Regions from separate parts of the Mus musculus genome. Here region 1 is linked to region 2. The links are chromatin loops, found by intact Hi-C in ENCODE. Cell type or tissue: left cerebral cortex. All regions are shown on one strand.

Evidence for each region. Peaks named below come from ENCODE experiments on the same cell type or tissue, not always from the same donor. Only the 100,000 strongest peaks of a DNase experiment are listed, where the experiment ranks them.
Region 1: a loop joins it to region 2, with 2.9 times the contacts of the local background. A loop is called at or near these places in 2 of 42 quality-filtered maps.

The regions. Positions count from the first base shown.
Region 1 is chr10:75,016,682-75,024,681 of GRCm38, forward strand. All of the region lies in intron 4 of Rsph14 (radial spoke head homolog 14 (Chlamydomonas)), which reads right to left. Gnaz (guanine nucleotide binding protein, alpha z subunit) reads left to right here. Exons shown (of 4, transcript NM_010311.4): 4 at 1-226. It overlaps Gm40692 (a long non-coding RNA gene), which reads left to right and starts at 6,520. Exons shown (of 4, transcript XR_003948909.1): 1 at 6,520-6,625. In left cerebral cortex, a CTCF peak has its summit at 4,655 (motif pointing left); DNase peaks (open chromatin) are centred at 1,289 and 4,650.
Region 2 is chr10:74,964,144-74,972,143 of GRCm38, forward strand. All of the region lies in intron 4 of Rsph14 (radial spoke head homolog 14 (Chlamydomonas)), which reads right to left. It overlaps Gnaz (guanine nucleotide binding protein, alpha z subunit), which reads left to right and starts at 3,034. Exons shown (of 4, transcript NM_010311.4): 1 at 3,034-3,239. In left cerebral cortex, CTCF peaks have their summits at 2,093 and 3,024 (motif pointing left); DNase peaks (open chromatin) are centred at 2,885, 3,925 and 5,206; H3K4me3 peaks cover 2,894 bases; H3K27ac peaks cover 2,302 bases.

The DNA.
Region 1 (8,000 bases), 53 kb after region 2:
TTGGCTGTGTATCAATTACAAAGCCCTGCCAGCAAGGGGATGGCACCACTGGAGCTCTTGCCAAATCACTCTCAGCCCTGTATTTGGTACCGGTGTGTCCCAGGTCAATGTACAGAACTGCAGCCAAGGAGCTAAGATGTAACAGAGAGAGAGAAGAGCTGGTGAACCATATAAAACTCAAAAGATTGTCTACTTTAAGAAATAAAATACCCTGAATGGAGCCAAACTCTGTCCCTGTGTGCTGTGTGTGGCTCGTGTGTGGCTGAGCTCGGTGACATCTAGAGAGCAGCTAGAGACACCTTCCACTGTGAGGCCCCTCCCCATCCCTCCATGTGTACATACGTGCACAGGTAAAGTCATTTTGGGTTGAACGCCAAGCAAGGATAAACTTAAGGCTACAAGAGAGAAGAGAGATCTGCCAGGCCCACTGTGGCCTCCGGTAATAGAAGGTTGCAGGTGATGATGTCACTGCCCCCCTTCTGCTGCACCCAAGGCCCCACCCAGCACGGGTCCAGCTTGTAACCTTATTGGGACTCCTTTATCCTACAGATAACTCTGCAGGGGTGTGAGTCGGTAGATCCTATACTGCCCACTCACTGGCTTTGGTGTTCAGAGGTACTCAGGGTGATTAGATCAGTGTGCTGATAGAAGCCAAGGAGATCGATATGCCCGGGAAGGGCCTCCTTCAGGTGAAGTCAGACAGATGCCTTACAATTTAACGAAAATAAAAACATCTCTGCAGATGGCCTGTGGTGACACCCCCCCCCCCCTACAGTCCAGGAAATCAAGGAAGGGGGTCTAAGGTCAAGATCAGGAATCAAGCAGTGAGGGATTCCCTCAAGTCAGGGAAAAGCACTGTCTGTCCTCGTGAGGAACCCAGGAGTAGGGTGCCTGGAACCACAACCTTGCACTGCCCCAGAATGGGGCGGGCAACCAGAAAGAGCACAGAGGGGCCACTGTCTCTCCATGGAGAACTCCACACAGCCCTGTGGGGCAGAAGACAGCCACACAAAGGTGATCAAATACAGACACATAAGACCTGGGTCTCTGATCCACGTTCTACGCTTCCACCCATGTGGGCATCTCTCTCACGTGTTCCCATGTCGCCAATGGCAAGAACCCAAGAGAGGGGGAGGGGCTTTTGTTTAAGGAGATAAAATGTTCAGCTGTAAGTCATTGAGACTTACTCTGTGCTTTTAATACCAACTGTGAGGCAGAAAAGTAACTTCACTGTGCACATCTTTAACCTAAAAATACACCGCTGACGGGGGAAAATAGATTCTGCCTCCCCTTGGTGTGTGCAGGGATCCGAGGAGGCCTGTCCCCGGAGCCTCCTCTTATGATCCCTCCCAGCATTAGTTCCTTGTCCTGTCGCTGAGATGAAGATACCCGACAGAGGCAGTTTAAGGAAGGAAGGGTTTTGTTTTGGCTCACAGTCTGATGTCGCAGGCCGTCATGCCAAGGAAGCCACAGAGGCAAGAGCGGCTGGTCGCATCACATTTGTGGTCAGGGATGTCAGTGCTCGCTTGCTCCTGTTCAGGAACCAGCATGGTGACAGGGTGCTGCCCAGAGTCAAGATGGGTCGTCCCTCTCCAATTTACCCAATCTTTCACAGGCTTGTCCAGTGGCTAGGCTAACCCATACACCCAGGGAGCATGCTCAGACTATACCGACCCTCAATGAGCATGCCCAAACCATACAGACCCTTAGTGAGCATGCTCAGATTCTCATCTCCTAAGAGCCTGGATTCTGTCAAGTTCACAGTCGAGATCAACCGTCATATCCTCCTCAGACTCCCGTTCTGAGTTTGGTGCTGAGCTCGCTGCCTATCCACTGTAGCTCACCTGCGGCAGTCTGTCCTTCCTTCCCTCCTGCTCTCCATCCTCACAGTCCTCAGTATGTCCATCCCCCAGGATCAAGCTTAAACCCATCTCAGCCTGTGTAGATGCTTTATTCCCTCCCTAGCTCACCTCCCTACACTCGCCCATTCACAGGGCAGCATAAGCAGATTCCATTAATTCGAGTTCATATAATATAGCAGTTTCCACTGATTCATCGGTGAGGAACCGTCTGACCCATCTCCTTCCTCCTAAGGGCACAGGCTGACCTAAGAGGCCCAGGGGAGGCCTACAGGGTAAATACCGATGTCCAGCTTTAGCAGGGAAATTGGCAACCTGTCTTCCAAAGGAAATTAAGTGAGAAGCTGGTGACAGGAACCACCGAAGGGGCTCGCCGATGCTCTGCTGGCACTGTCTAGCCTCCCTCCCAAGACACATCGCCATCGGGGATCACCACCTTCCTCAGTGGCTTGTACGGTCACTGATGCAGGGCATCCTCGATGGTGGCGGCCCTCGACAGCAGTGCTCCGCAACGCACTCCTAAGATGCTATGACCGTTGATTTTGCTTTACAAAAGGGGAAACAAAAGGGCGTGGGACGTTGGCTCAGTAGGCAGAGTGCTTGCTGCTCAAGCGTGAAGATCAGGGTTCGGTTCCCAGCACTGGCGTGAGAAGCTGGGCATCATGGTGTGGGTTCGAAATCCCAGTGCTGGAGAGGTGGAAACTGACAAGGGTTCAAATCCATGGTGCTTACTGGCCAGTCAGCCTTGCCTATATTCCAGTAAAATCCCCTGCCCCGACCCCCCACACACACCAAAAAAACAAAAACAAAACAAAACCAAGTGGACAACGCCCAAGGACTAACATTTAAGGTTATCTGTTGCCTACACCACACATGCACGCTCGCGCGCACACACACATTGCCTATGTGCACACACTCCCAAAATATCAGAGACCCCAACGGGGACAAGCAGCATGGCAAATGACTTGGCTAGTCTACAGCAAGGAAGGATTGTGTGTAGTCTGTCTAGGCCCTAGAGAAAATACTAGACATCCAGGACAAATGGGCAGAGTGTGTGCCCAGCTGGCACAGGGACGAATGTCATGGGGAGGCAGGGGTAGCAACACTACACTATGACGATAAGAGGATAAGCAGCCTCCAACGGCTGGGTGGCACCCTGAGGGACTCATCTCACCAGTAGAGGCCTAACAAGGAGCCTCAGGACGGGGATAGTTCCCACTCCAGCTGCCAGCCAAGCATAGCTTTGAGTATGCTCCCAGAGGCCCCCATCCCTGTGGTAATTCCATTGGTAATAGGCTATTTTGAACCCCGGAGATACCATACAAACCTAATGAAAAAGAGCTGATTAAGCCAGCTTCTCCTAAGAGAAACAGTGAGGGTAAGTTCTGGGACCCTGGTCAGTCCTGATAGGGATGGACAGGAAAAGGCTCTATCCCACTGGAGGTGCCGGGGGAAGGGGGTAAGAGTGGAGAGAAAGGGGGTACCCAGAAACTCTGATAACAGGGAAATAAATAGATCCTTGTTGTCAGGCATTATCTTAAAGGTCAGGGATAGGAGCAACTTGGGCTGTCGGGCTAAGGACACATGCCATTTTCAAAACAAGAATTCCTGCCATTCAATTTTGCCAGTGAAGACTCGGGAGCCAGATGCTGGGATGAAAGCCTGCTAGCTCAGAGAGGCAGAGAAAGCACCCAGCTGACCTTCCTACTCCACTGGCATCCCAGAAAAAGAAAAGCTCCTCTTCTCCTCCTCCTCCTCCTCCCCCTCCTCCTCCTCCTCCTCCTCCTCCCCCCCCTCCTCCTCCTTCTCCTCCTCCCCCTCCTCCTCCCTGTCTTAAATATCCTTCAACTCCTAAGACCCTCCTTTCTCTTCTCTGGGTTTACTTATTCCACTCCCTGTTAACCGGTTGGCCGGTTGTCAACTTGCTCAGCCTCTTGACCTGTTGTTAACTTTATTTAGCTCTTGCTTACAGAAAGCTCTTGGATGAAAGGTTTGTGCTAGGGCTGAGCCACACCACTACCTATTTACAGTCAACAGAAAGCTCTTGGGTTGAAGGTGTGTGCTCTGGGTTGAACCACACCATGAGGATTTTCCAGTTCACAATCTTGGGGTCCACAGTGTGATTAAATATCCAGCAACAGACATAGGTATAGCGTCAGATGCAGGAGTATGTCGCCTGCCTGGGGCTAAGCTGTCCATTGAAGGGAAAGTTTCTCCATCAGTCCATCACTTCAGGGAACGACCAGTCCCAGCAGGTTCATCCCCCTGTGACAACAGCTGCCCAGACCCCAGTCAAGCCCAGACAGTATGACTCCAGGGCAGCTCTCTGCAGCATCTCAAGCTGGCCAGGTTCAAAACCACATTCAAGACATCTTCTTGTGGTACCCAGGCCCCGCACTGGGATAGAAAGATGCTGCAAAGCTGGGGAATGGTTTGTGATTACGTCTGATCAGTCAGGGCCTTGACCCAAGTCCGGGCATCCCACATTGGAGCCAGATCACTGCGGTAAGTTATACTACCACCACTACATCTAGGCCAGGGTCTGAGAGCCTGGCACAACCGGAGGGAGTTACATGAAAATGGACCAGGCCCAAACTCACCCAAATACCCAGCCAGTGCCTGACACAGAAGAGGATCCTGGGTGGGCAATCAAGGCCACTAGTTTCTAGGGAACGTGGCCCAGCAGCCCCTCTGTGGCATTTACCTATTCTGTTTTGGTTTCTCCTCGCTTAATAGGGCAACAACCCCTTAGGGCATGAGACGGGCCCAGGCCCTAGTCCTGCTGCACCCCCTGCTGGTTATTCTGGGAACAACTCAGACCTTGGTAGCGGCAAGGATTCAGAAGGAAAGACCTTTGCCGAGTACATCCACCAGTTAAACAATATTAACTACACTCAAGGTAGTCCGGAGGCAATGCCATGGGAGATGCAATTAACAAAACAAAGAACTTCTAAATGCTGCCATTGACAAGGAAGCCCCATAATATATGCTGCAAGCTAGCAAGTCAGGTTCCCACCAACTAGCAACTGCCCAACGTCACATACTGATAAGAGGGACGTTTGAAGAAGAAATCCACGCCCCATCCAAAGCCCAGCTAGGACACTGTGAGGTACAGCCACACCACTGAACCCAAAAGCCACAGACAGCACCCGAGTGGTCCCAAGGTGCATGCACCTCCCCAGGCACGGACCACACTGCCTCCCTTCCTCTGACAACTTACCCATCATTACCCAAGCCCCTGATGCCAATCTCTCCACCAGGCTTCCCTGGCCTGCCTTCTGGGGACCTCACCCGCAGTGATCAGCACCCATCAAGGCAAATGGCTCACACTGAGGTCTTCAGAAAGGCTTGTGTCGGTTGGGCTTGTCAGCCCAGCAGACTCCCTGTGTCGTTTGAGTTCTACAGGAAGATGGGGAGCATCCGGGAGAACCCAGGACACTTTTCAGAACCCTGGTAGTATTGATTGGCAGCAAGGTCTAGAAGGAAGATGGGCAAAGCTCTATTGTGGGTACAACCTTCGCCAGCTGCTCAGGAAAAGTAAGGCTGTTTCCTAGGAGACACGGCAGAACGTCTTCAGGAGCTCAGGATAAGTGGGACTGTCTTCTCTAGCGATCCCTACCTCAGGGGGGAAACACAAAGGCAAAGCTGGTGAGACCAACTTCCAAGTGAAGAACTTTAGGGCCAACTGAATAAATAAGGAGACGCTTACCTATCTCATTAAAAACAAAACAAAACAAAAAACAAAACAAAACAAAAAGCTGTCTCGGGACGGAAGGGTTTATTTGGTCACGGACCCCAGAGTCGTTCGTTATAGGGAAGGCTCGGCAGAAGGGGCTTGAGGCATTTGCCGCGTTCATGCTCACAGAGAGCAGGGAGTAAACAATACGTATAATCCAAGCACACTTTCTCTTTCTCGTCTGGATCCCAGCTCAGCAGCCTAGGGCTTGATACCACACACAGTGAGTGGGTCTTCCGGCCCCAAAGAACGTACCCAAGATAGTCCCTCACACGCATGCCCAGAGCCCATCTTCTAGATCCTAGAATCCAGGTGATTCTAGAGCTCATCAAGTTGGCAGTTGAGTAGAAAAGGAATGTACTGGCAAAGTGGGTCCCAGCTCCCCCAGAGGCACTGGACAGAGAGGAGCCAGGGGTAATGCTGATTCGTTCTCACTGGTCGTGCCCGTGGACAACACCATACAACAGTGAGCTTCCAGAGCATACCATTGGGTTAGCTGACAGGATGGCGCTAGCTGGGGAAGGGCAGGCTAGGAAGCAGTTCTGATAGCCTGCAACAGTGAAGCAGGTGTGCATCTGAGGTGTGGTGGCTTGAATATGCTTGGCCCGTGCAAAGTGGCACCATTAGGAGGTGTGGCTTGGTTTGAGTGGGTGTGGCCTTGTTGGAGGAAGTGAGTCAGTGTGGGGGTGGGGTTTGAGGTCCTAGGCTCAAGCTCAGTCCAGGGCGGAACAGAGCCCCCCCCCCCCCCACACACACACCTATAGAAAACAGTCTCCTGCTGTCTTAGGATCAAGATACAGAACGTTCACCTCCTTCTCCAGCTCCATGCCTGCCTGGACGCTGCCATGTTCCTACCATGATGAAAATGGACTAAACCTGTGAACCTGTAAGCCAGCCCTAATTAAATGTTGTCCTTTACAAGAGTTGCTTTGGTCATGGTATCTCTTCACAGCAGTAAAGCCCTAACCAAGACGTGAGGCCAACATCACCTTCACCGGCAGACTCTAGGGGAATCCCTCTTGTGTACCAGGTAAGTCTGTGCAGAAATGTCCACTACTCTTTCCCTGTGCAGCCTGGAAGTGGAAAGAGCTAGCATGGAAACATGTGAATGGCATTTGATTCAACGTGTATACGTCTCTCAAAGTTGTAATATTAGGGCCAGTGAGGTGGCTCTACAAGGTAAAAGCACTTGCCACACAATCCTCGTCACCTAAATTTTATCTCTGGAATCATGTTTTTTCAAAAAGCGAATGCAGTAGCAAGAATCTGTAATCTAAGTATTCCTAAGGCAAAAATGGGGGAACCAGAATTACTCAGAAGCCCATGGGCCAGCAAGCCTGGAGTATGCAGGACAGCAAGCAGCAGGAGCAAACCAGATCTTACCTCAGCAAGGTGGAAGGCAAGAAGCAACTCCTCAAAGTTCAAAAGTTGCCTTCTGCCTGCCAGCCACACATAAGTCATAACACACACACACACACACACACACACACACACACACACCAGCAGCAGCATCTTCATCATCATCATCATTATCATCACCATCATCAGCTGTGGTGCTTTGTGAAGATTTACATCAGAAATATAATAATAATTTTTAAACATATAATATTACTTCTTGGGGTACTTTTAAGCTGCCAAGGATACATCCAGCAAGACCCACTTAACACAGATTTAAAATGCAAAACAACATTATACATTTTTATATACTGTGTATATGGTAAAAATCTTTGTACATGTTGTAAGGTTATAGTAACCAAATTGTTAATATATCAGGGTAGACCATGAGGAAGGGTGAGGTGTGGGAAGAGATCCAGGGGGTACTTGGACTTTATCTATCCCTTAAGTGGGTTCGTACAATCAGATGTCCCTCGGCAGCAGAATAGGTGAGCTCTAATGCTCACTTCATGCAAGTCGGAACCTCCAAAATTCACTTTTGATTCAGAAATGAAACACTAACTGAAAGCGTGTAAAATCTTTGGAATAGTATAGACTAGATATTCCCGTTTTCAGGAAGCTTTAAGAATCATAGACTATGCTGGGAATGTATGCTCTGTGGTGGAGTTATCAGTCAGCACATGGGAATGCCTGGGTTTAATACCAGTATCCCCCAAACGAAAAAGTACCGAACAACCCAGCACATAACCTCAGAAGGGGGTCATCCTGAGGAAGAGAATCCGGTCTAGAGCCACTGGAAAGCCTTGGAGTCGTGGGAACAGGCTGCAGGGTTCTTCTTTGTGTTTATTTATTAGAAGTTAACCAAAAACATTGACTTATTTGCATTATTGGAGATGGATGATAGGATAGAATTCAGGGTCTTTATCCTACTTCTGAGCTACACTCCCAACTTTGTAAAAACACATCAGTACTTGGGAGGCAGAGGCAGGAGGATCTCCGAGCTTGAAGCT
Region 2 (8,000 bases):
CTTTGAACCTATTACTGAATCTCTGAGCCTGCTTTCCTCAGTACCGAAATGGCCTCAGTGTTAAACGCCAGTAGAAGCTATGCATCCCCTTGACTGGCACTTGATTCTGCCCTAACTCTGCCCCTGGGGCTAAGCTTCCCAGGAAACCCCAGGGGCTGATGTCCCTGCTCCCTGAGACTACTGTCTTGAGATGAGACATACTCGGGCTAAGGGAAGGACAAAGTGAAGTGAGGCCGGAAAAGTTATAATTTTAGAGGTGATCTCCTTGCTTCTATCTAGCCCCCTTCCTTGGTAAGAGACTGAGGCCCAGAGAGCAAGGCCCAACACCAAAGGATTGCCAGCAAAGCATCTGTCTCTAAGCAGCAAAACCAAGACTCATTCTGAGACAGAGGGGGAAATTTAAAACTAAAGTTTGTGCCTGGCAGTGTCTTTTCTGCTCATTTACATTGTTGCTTTTCAGCTAAGAAGACAAGAGGCAGGCCTGGATATTTATAACTAACCCAGGTGCAGTCTGACATGTTGGGGGGGAAATACACGGACCCCAAGGAAAACAAAATGCAGAAACCCACCCTGTTGCCACAGCCTGAGAATCAGTGAGTGTTGGGAGATAGGGATAGGCAGAGCACAGAAAGGAGCCAGCCAGGACAGATGCCATCCCTAAAGGACAGGTCCTGGATAGCTGAAGCTCCAGAGAGGAGCAGGATGCCCCCTGCCCACAGTGGAGAAGCAGGAAGGCTAGCAGAGGACCAGCTAGGTTCAAGTCAATAGGGAGTAAATGTCCCTGAGATTTTATTTACTTTATTTATTTATTTTTGTTGTTGTTGTTGTTGCAGCAGGCTCTAGCCAGCACTAGACCTTGTAGACTGACTTTGGAGCTTGTTCCTCTTTTCTCTATTCGAGGTTTTCATTATCTGACTATTCTCAACAACATAGCTCACACAGTCTGTGAGCCCATGCCTCTCTCAACTGCCTTCTCGGATGTAGAAAACTAATCTTAAACTTCTCTGCTGGCTCTTAAGCCAACCTCCTCAATCTTACTAAAAGGCCATTAGCTAGTAGTCTTGCAGGTTTGATAGGCGCCAGTGTGCACAAGTTAGCCTTTCTAAAGGTTCTCGCTGAACCTCACGTCCCTTCATGCCCACCCTGGAACTCACCTCTCTCTGATATCCTTGCTCAGCCCAAGCATTTTTCTTCAAAAAGCTAGCCCACTGTTCATTGTTCTCCTTTCTATATGCTCCTGAAGCCCCACTGGATTGCCATAACGACATAGCTACAAGAACGAATGATCATGCTTTCTACATGCTCTCCCTCCACTTTACAGCTTCCAGTGTCTTCTTTTTTTATAATTATTATTATTATTAGTAGTAGTAGTAGTACTAGTACTAGTATTTTATTTATTTACATTTCAATTGTTGTCCCCTGGTAGGGGTCCCCCCTCCAAGAACACTCCCACCCCCTCCCCCACCCCCACTCACCCACTCCCACCTCACCCTTCTAAAAAGGTGAGAGCTATATGCTATAAGTATGCAAAGTGTGGAGGCCACCAGTAAAAGACCACATGAGACAAAAGCCTCTCACTTTGTGGTAGTTGCCAGTGTCAGGTCCAGCAGACCCCAACCAGCCCAGGTAGACTGTCTAGGGACTAGCCTCTGCTCCCTCGCCAGGAATATTGTAAGTTCCATTGCAAATTCAACTGTCAAATGTAATTCCTACATTGGTTTTACCCTCAGCAGAAGGATGAACTCTGCCCCCTGAACCTGCTGCAGAAACTGCCTCTGCCCAGCCTAAATCACTTGCTAAGGTGTATTTCCTACATACATTAACCCTCTGAAGAGTCGATAGTACAGTTTTTGACAGATTAGGAGACTGACTCTCAGCCAGGTTCCAGTGACAGACTGGCTGCACAGCCGGATGAGTTGGTAGAAATGCTCTTTAGCCATTAGCAAAAGTCCTTCGGTCCTTATTGGTCACTGTAGCAAGACAGGTGTCTTGACTGGCTTCAGTAGTACCCATAACCAGTACCTGGTCCCATCCCTAAAAGTTTAGGCAGCCCTTTCACAGGTGGGCTGTCTACCTGGGGTATGCAGTACAACAGTCAGCCACTGCACAATTGAGACAATCCCACGGAAAGTGGTGTGATGTTGTCCTGCCTCTGGAGCGTCTAGCTGGCAAGCACCAACATTATCGTCATGGCTCCCCATCTCATCCTGGGCTCTAAGGCACATATGCTTAAAGTTACAAGGATGGAGAAGGCAGAGAGGCACTATTGTGGTGGCACCTGGCCTGAGTCTTTCTTGTACAGGAGTAAGGTACTACCAGCCAAGACCCACAGACGGACTCCTCCTGATGAGAGTAGAATCTCACAGCTAGGTTCGTTTGTCAAAGATCTGATGTCTCCTGGGGAGTTTCCAAAGAGGTCAGGGGCTTCATTGATCTGGGACCCTTCGGCTTCTCTCTGTTGCGGGGGTCGACTCCCAGAAGTGCCCCTACATGCTAAAAAAGGAGAGCAGAAGAGAGGGCGAACCATATGCTGCGAAATCTCTCCAGCTTAACCCATCAGGGTTTTCTCGCGCCCTAAAGGATTATTGACATTATCCAAGGAAGCCTGGACGACAGCACCTTGCAAAAAGACATTGTGGGAGAATAGGTTGCCAGGGCTGAGTTCGAACCCCATTTGAGGTAGGGCAGGAAAGCCAGCGTGCAAGGAACCGGGGCTACACTGCTCTGAAGGTGGGTTTCCCAAGATGCTAGAAGTAGCTTCGGGAAGGCTCGGCGCAGTGCAGTGCCACAGTAGCTGGAGCCAGCAGCGCGTGCGGTAAGGCGGCGCGCGCACAGCCGCGCCCCTCCCCTGTCTGTCGTTATTGGACTACTCGCACGTCCGTCGGCAGTTATCGCCCAATGGAAAACGAGCCGGAGCTAGTGGTCGGGCGGCAGCGCGTGGTGCGGGGCAGACAAGCGGCAGACCCCGCCCGCGGTTGGCCTGGCAACGGACTGCGCTCGCGACTCCGCCCCCTGCCGGCGGCGGCGCGGTGCGGGGCGGGTGGACCCGCTTGCAGGCGGCGCGGGAGGGCGGAGGAGGGAGCCAGGGCGGCGGAGCGTGTGTGCCACCCGCGGACCGGTCACGTCCTCGCGCGGCCGCCGGCACCCGCTTCGTGCAGAACCAGGGCGCCACAGCCCTACGCTCGCGGCCCCGCCCCGCCGGGTGCAGCTCGACCGACGCACGAAGCCGCGCCCGGGAGGTGAGTGAGTGAGCGCACCAGCGGCCCCGGCGCGCACAGCTGAACCCGGGGCTGGGGGCGCGGCTGGGGCGCACCCCACCCCCACCCGGGTCGGGGCCTGGGGCCTTTGTGCTGGGGACCCGAGATCTATAGGGCTAGGGGTGCAGAGGCAGGGATGCCCCTCCGGGTGGGAGAGCCCGCTAGGGGTGGGGTTGTCTGCTAGGTGGGCAGGGGGTGGCTATGGCCCAGACAGGTGCCTTGGGAGGGAGGAGCGGCGGCCCAGTAACCCTTGGAAGGGGTGGCTGCCACCTGACGAAATTGGGCAGGGGGTGCAGAGGATGATGTGGGACCACTGCACGCCCTGAGCGGGTGCGGAGTGCAGGCGGGCGATCTGCAGGAGCGACGCCAGGCGGGGGGTCTCTCTCCGGGGGTCCAGGGGTACAGGCAGCCGCAGGTGTCAGGAGCTTGGCCTTGGGTAAAAAAATAAAAAAATAAAAACGGGAAGAGAGGGCCCTGAGGCCCGGTACAACAGCTCGCTGTTCTCGGTCATCGCTCTTGCAACGGAGCAGGTTCCTTGGAGGCATTTGGAGCCAGAGATGAGTATCGACCTGCTGCGATTGTAATGTGTTCCTGGCTCAATATTTTTTCCCTTAAAAGGCGGTGGGGTGTTTGGGGAGGGGTGTGAGGGCCTCTGCTCCGGATCCTGCGGTGAATCTATGGGGGCTCTGCCTTTAGGGAGGTGCTGAGCCTATCTGGATGGAGGATGGCAGGAATCTGCCTAGGCCGAGAATTGGGGATCCTGTTACAGAGAGGAGGATGGGAAAGCAATGCCAAGTGAGACCAGGGTTCCCTGGAGTGTGAGTCTCAGGGTGGAGGGACCAGCCTGGTAACGATGTCGCCTTGTCTGTGGAGGAGATTGGGGCAGGACCCTGAGCCTTGACACTCTTTTCTGCCCAAGTGGTTTCTTAGCGCTGAGAATCATCATCTAGGTCTGCTAACCTGGCCCCTGTCTAGAGGAAGCTGCTTGGCCAGATTCAATTAAGCAAACATTTACTGAGTACTGGCTCCCCTAGGGCTTGTGCTAAGGTGGAAGGGTGGGAGTGGACTGGGCCAGCCCTCCCAGGACTGATTCACCTTCCTCAGGGGGAAATAGGGCTGTGCTCTGATAACCAGGCCTTCCTTCGGTGCAGTGCAGGGGGGCTTGGGAGGGGCCTGGGAGAGAGATACCCCGGGCTCAGGTCAGACCTGCCTATGGGCAATGTAACGTTTGAACTGGAGCTTGAAGGACACGGGCAGGGTCAGAATGGGCAATGTGGGCAGAGGGAAGAGAATGAATGGAGAGGCCCAGGAACTTGGGCAGCTGGCTGGGTTGGGAAGGAGCAGGGGAGGGATATTGAGGGAGGGAGGAGTCAGGACATGGATGAGGGAGGGGTGGGTGAAAGGCCAGAAAAAGCACAGGAAGGGAAATGGACAGAGGCACACCATGGCTGTCTGACCATGTTTGTGGGGCTGTCTCGGTGGAGACCACAGCCTCCGTGTCTATAAAAGGGAAGGTTCTGTGACCCCTGGAGCGTAGTTGTGTTAGAGAAAGAACTTCAGAGACCAGAGAGGGCTCCTGGCCACCTGGGACTGCCCTTGCAAGGCACCTTGTTCCTGGCAGAGCCAAGGGCCCTGGGTAACCAACCCACCCAGCCCCCTGCCCAGCCGAGATGAAGTCACCTGCTTTGAAGGAGACAGTTTTTTTAGCTGGTGAGTCTGGAGTTGGGAAGTTTTGGAAAAAAAAATGACTCTGGTAGGAAAGGCCATTGAGGGGACCCAGGAGGCTACAGAGGGTTGTCCCGTGCTTGGATAAAACAGCGCCTCTTCCATTTGCCTTCTCTAGACATGAAGAGATGCTTGCATTTGCTGTAAAACTCTTCCTGTGTGTTCCTCTAACAGATGCTTTCCTTTTTATGAGACAGGCTGTGAATAGACATAGTTCTTCCCCCATAGAAGGCCGATGTCACCTTCTGCCCTAGCTCTAGCTACTCCCTTCTTCCCAGAGATGGTTTTGGTTTCTCTCAGAAGGCCTGGTTCTTACTCATCCTGGTAGTGTGCCCACCATCAAAGATAGACATGTGCACACACACATGCACGCACACACACACACACACACACACACACACCCCTCCTCCACACACATACACACAGGATATTGGCTGAGGCTCAGGGTGCCCCAGCAAGAACACAGCCCACCTGCCCTTATAAAATACATGGTCTGTGCTTCTTGCCTGGCCCAGTCCAGGGACCTGCCATGGAACTCAGGGTTTGAAGCCTAGAGAATAGATTCTTAATTCTCTTGTCCCCAACCTCCTAGACCTTTTGGTACCTTTGGATTAAAAAAAAAAAAGTATCTCATCTATACCTCAAGAGATCCTGCGGATCCTATGGGGGGATCCAGCAGTATCTGGATGACTAAATACAGACACCGCTACCAAGATGCCCCTGCAGAGAAACTGCTGAGAAGGAGTCTTCTTGGGGGAGTGTATCCTCAGTCTAGCTAGTCTGAGTGCTCATGCGTGTGCACGAGTGTGTGTGTGTGTGTATGTGTGTGCACGCGCGCGTCCATGTGTGTGTGCACTCACACGCTTCCTCTCCTGGAGGCAAGGACTGAGTATGCTTTTGCCATCCCACAAAAAAACCTCACAAGACTAAAAAACACTGGATGGCTGCAGAAGTGGGCTAGCTGCTGACTACGCCTTACTCATGGAAACCCTGCAGGAAGCAGATAGCCCATTGCTCTCCCAAAGCCCCCAGGAAGGAAACCTGAGGCCATGCAAGCCTGGGGCAGCCCGTGAGTCCCGGTCTTGACTTAAAGGAACATGAAATAAAAGTGTCCAGGGCAGACACTCAAAGTTAGCTCCAGGCAGGCCGAGGCTACACTGCACTCTATGTAACCTGATGAGGGCCAAGGAGTACGCAGGCTCTTGTGCCCTAGAGCCATTAAGCAAGAACTATAGGCATCAGAAGCCATGGGGATAGGCCCTGGTCCTGTTGCCTATGGTCCAGACCCCTCTTCACTGAGTCTTCTTGTCCTCATCTGTAAAGAACTGAGGATGTTGTCCCTGGTCCCCACATCAGCCGTCCACTTTAATGTGTCTACACTGGAGGGAGAGCTCAAGAGAAGAGGCAGCGTGGTGGCAAGTTTGATGCCTGCCTGAGCAAGACCTTGTCTCAAAAATCAGAAGTGGAGGTGGGGAGCGAGAGGCTGGGGAAAAGAGTTTAAGTCAGAAAAGTGCTTGCCAGTCAAGCGTGAGGCTCTGAATTCCATCCCTGGGACACACGTAAATAAGCCGGGTGGTGTGGTGCATACGTGTAACCCCAGTGTTGGGGCTGGGGGGTAGAACTGGGCAGGTCCCTGGGACTTACTGACCCTCCAGCATAGTCTAACCAGGCCAAGCGAGAGAAACTAAGGCAGGCAGCAGACAAGGCTGTTCTCTGGCCTACACACACACACACACACACACACACACACCACATATACATATACATAAACACATATACATGAGGAGGAAGGGCGAGAGCCCAATGTAGGCATATGGGTAGGGTCTTAAGACTGCGTCAGGTAAGACTCAGAGTCTGGTGAGTGAGCCGACCTGGGCACAGAACAGAGGAGAAAGCAGAACCCATTGGCACTTTTAGAAGTGTTCTGCTGTCCTGGGTCTTTAGCCCACAGTGGGAGAGAACCATCAAACATGGGTGAGCCCTTGGCTTCATCCCCATTACCAAGAACTCAATGATCCTGTAAGTAAAATAAAAGCAGGCTGGGCGAGGAGGATACCCTGAAGCGCTTGGGCTCTGGGCAGTATTTCAATCGAGGGGCTGCTAACCCTGTAAGGGGAGGGGGGCCGTAGAAGTGGTGATGAGGGGCTGTGACTCAGATGGCAGCTTTGGGGTTTTAGCTGAGCCACTAGAAGGATACAGCTGGCCCTGTAAGGGAGGTGGCTTGTGAAGATCCCTTCTAGAGGAAGGGACTCAGGGGGGAACTGGATCTGAGAGTCTGACCCTATTGTGGTCAGAGCAAAGTCAGGGGTGACAGCCTAGAGTCCTGGGCACCTGAGTGTTCAGGAAGCTGTGGAGCCAGTGAGGTCACTGAGGTTCCAAGGAAGACAGGTCCCCAGAGGATGAAGCTCAAGTTGGAGAGCTGGCAGATGCACGAGGTGAGAAGACCATTGTGACTGGCCTTTTAGGAAGCTGGAGAAGGCATTCTGGACGGGGAGGGGTCTCTGTAGTAAGCACTGGGGTTGGAGCATCGCAGGATGCTCTGGCTACACAGTTCATTGTGGCCTTGGTAAGAAATTAAGCATTTCAAAATGGCCACAGTGTGGCTTTAGGCCTGACAGAGGGCCTGCCCTGTGTAACCACCTGTTCTTATGCCCGTAAAGCCAGCCTACTTATGGGGACATATGGGGACAGTGCTAAGACCGTAGCGGGTGGAGAGAGAGAGGCCTAACAGGTAAGACTGTGATATGCTTACCTCCCTCCCTCTCTTCTCCATTCTCCTAGGTGGCCAGATAAGCCGAGTGGGGTCAGTCAGAGTCAGAGTTACCCTGTGAGCCTGTCTTTGATCTCCTGGCTAGGGATCCCAAAGCCACACGTTGAGAATTGTTCCCGTGAGCTACCATTTCTCCTCCCTGTCTCTCTTGGTCCCCAGTGGCCAGTAGCCACTCGGACAACAGGTAGCAGGAAATATGTCTTGGAGCCCAGCCTCAGTCAAGACACTGGGCAAGTGTGACTGGAGGC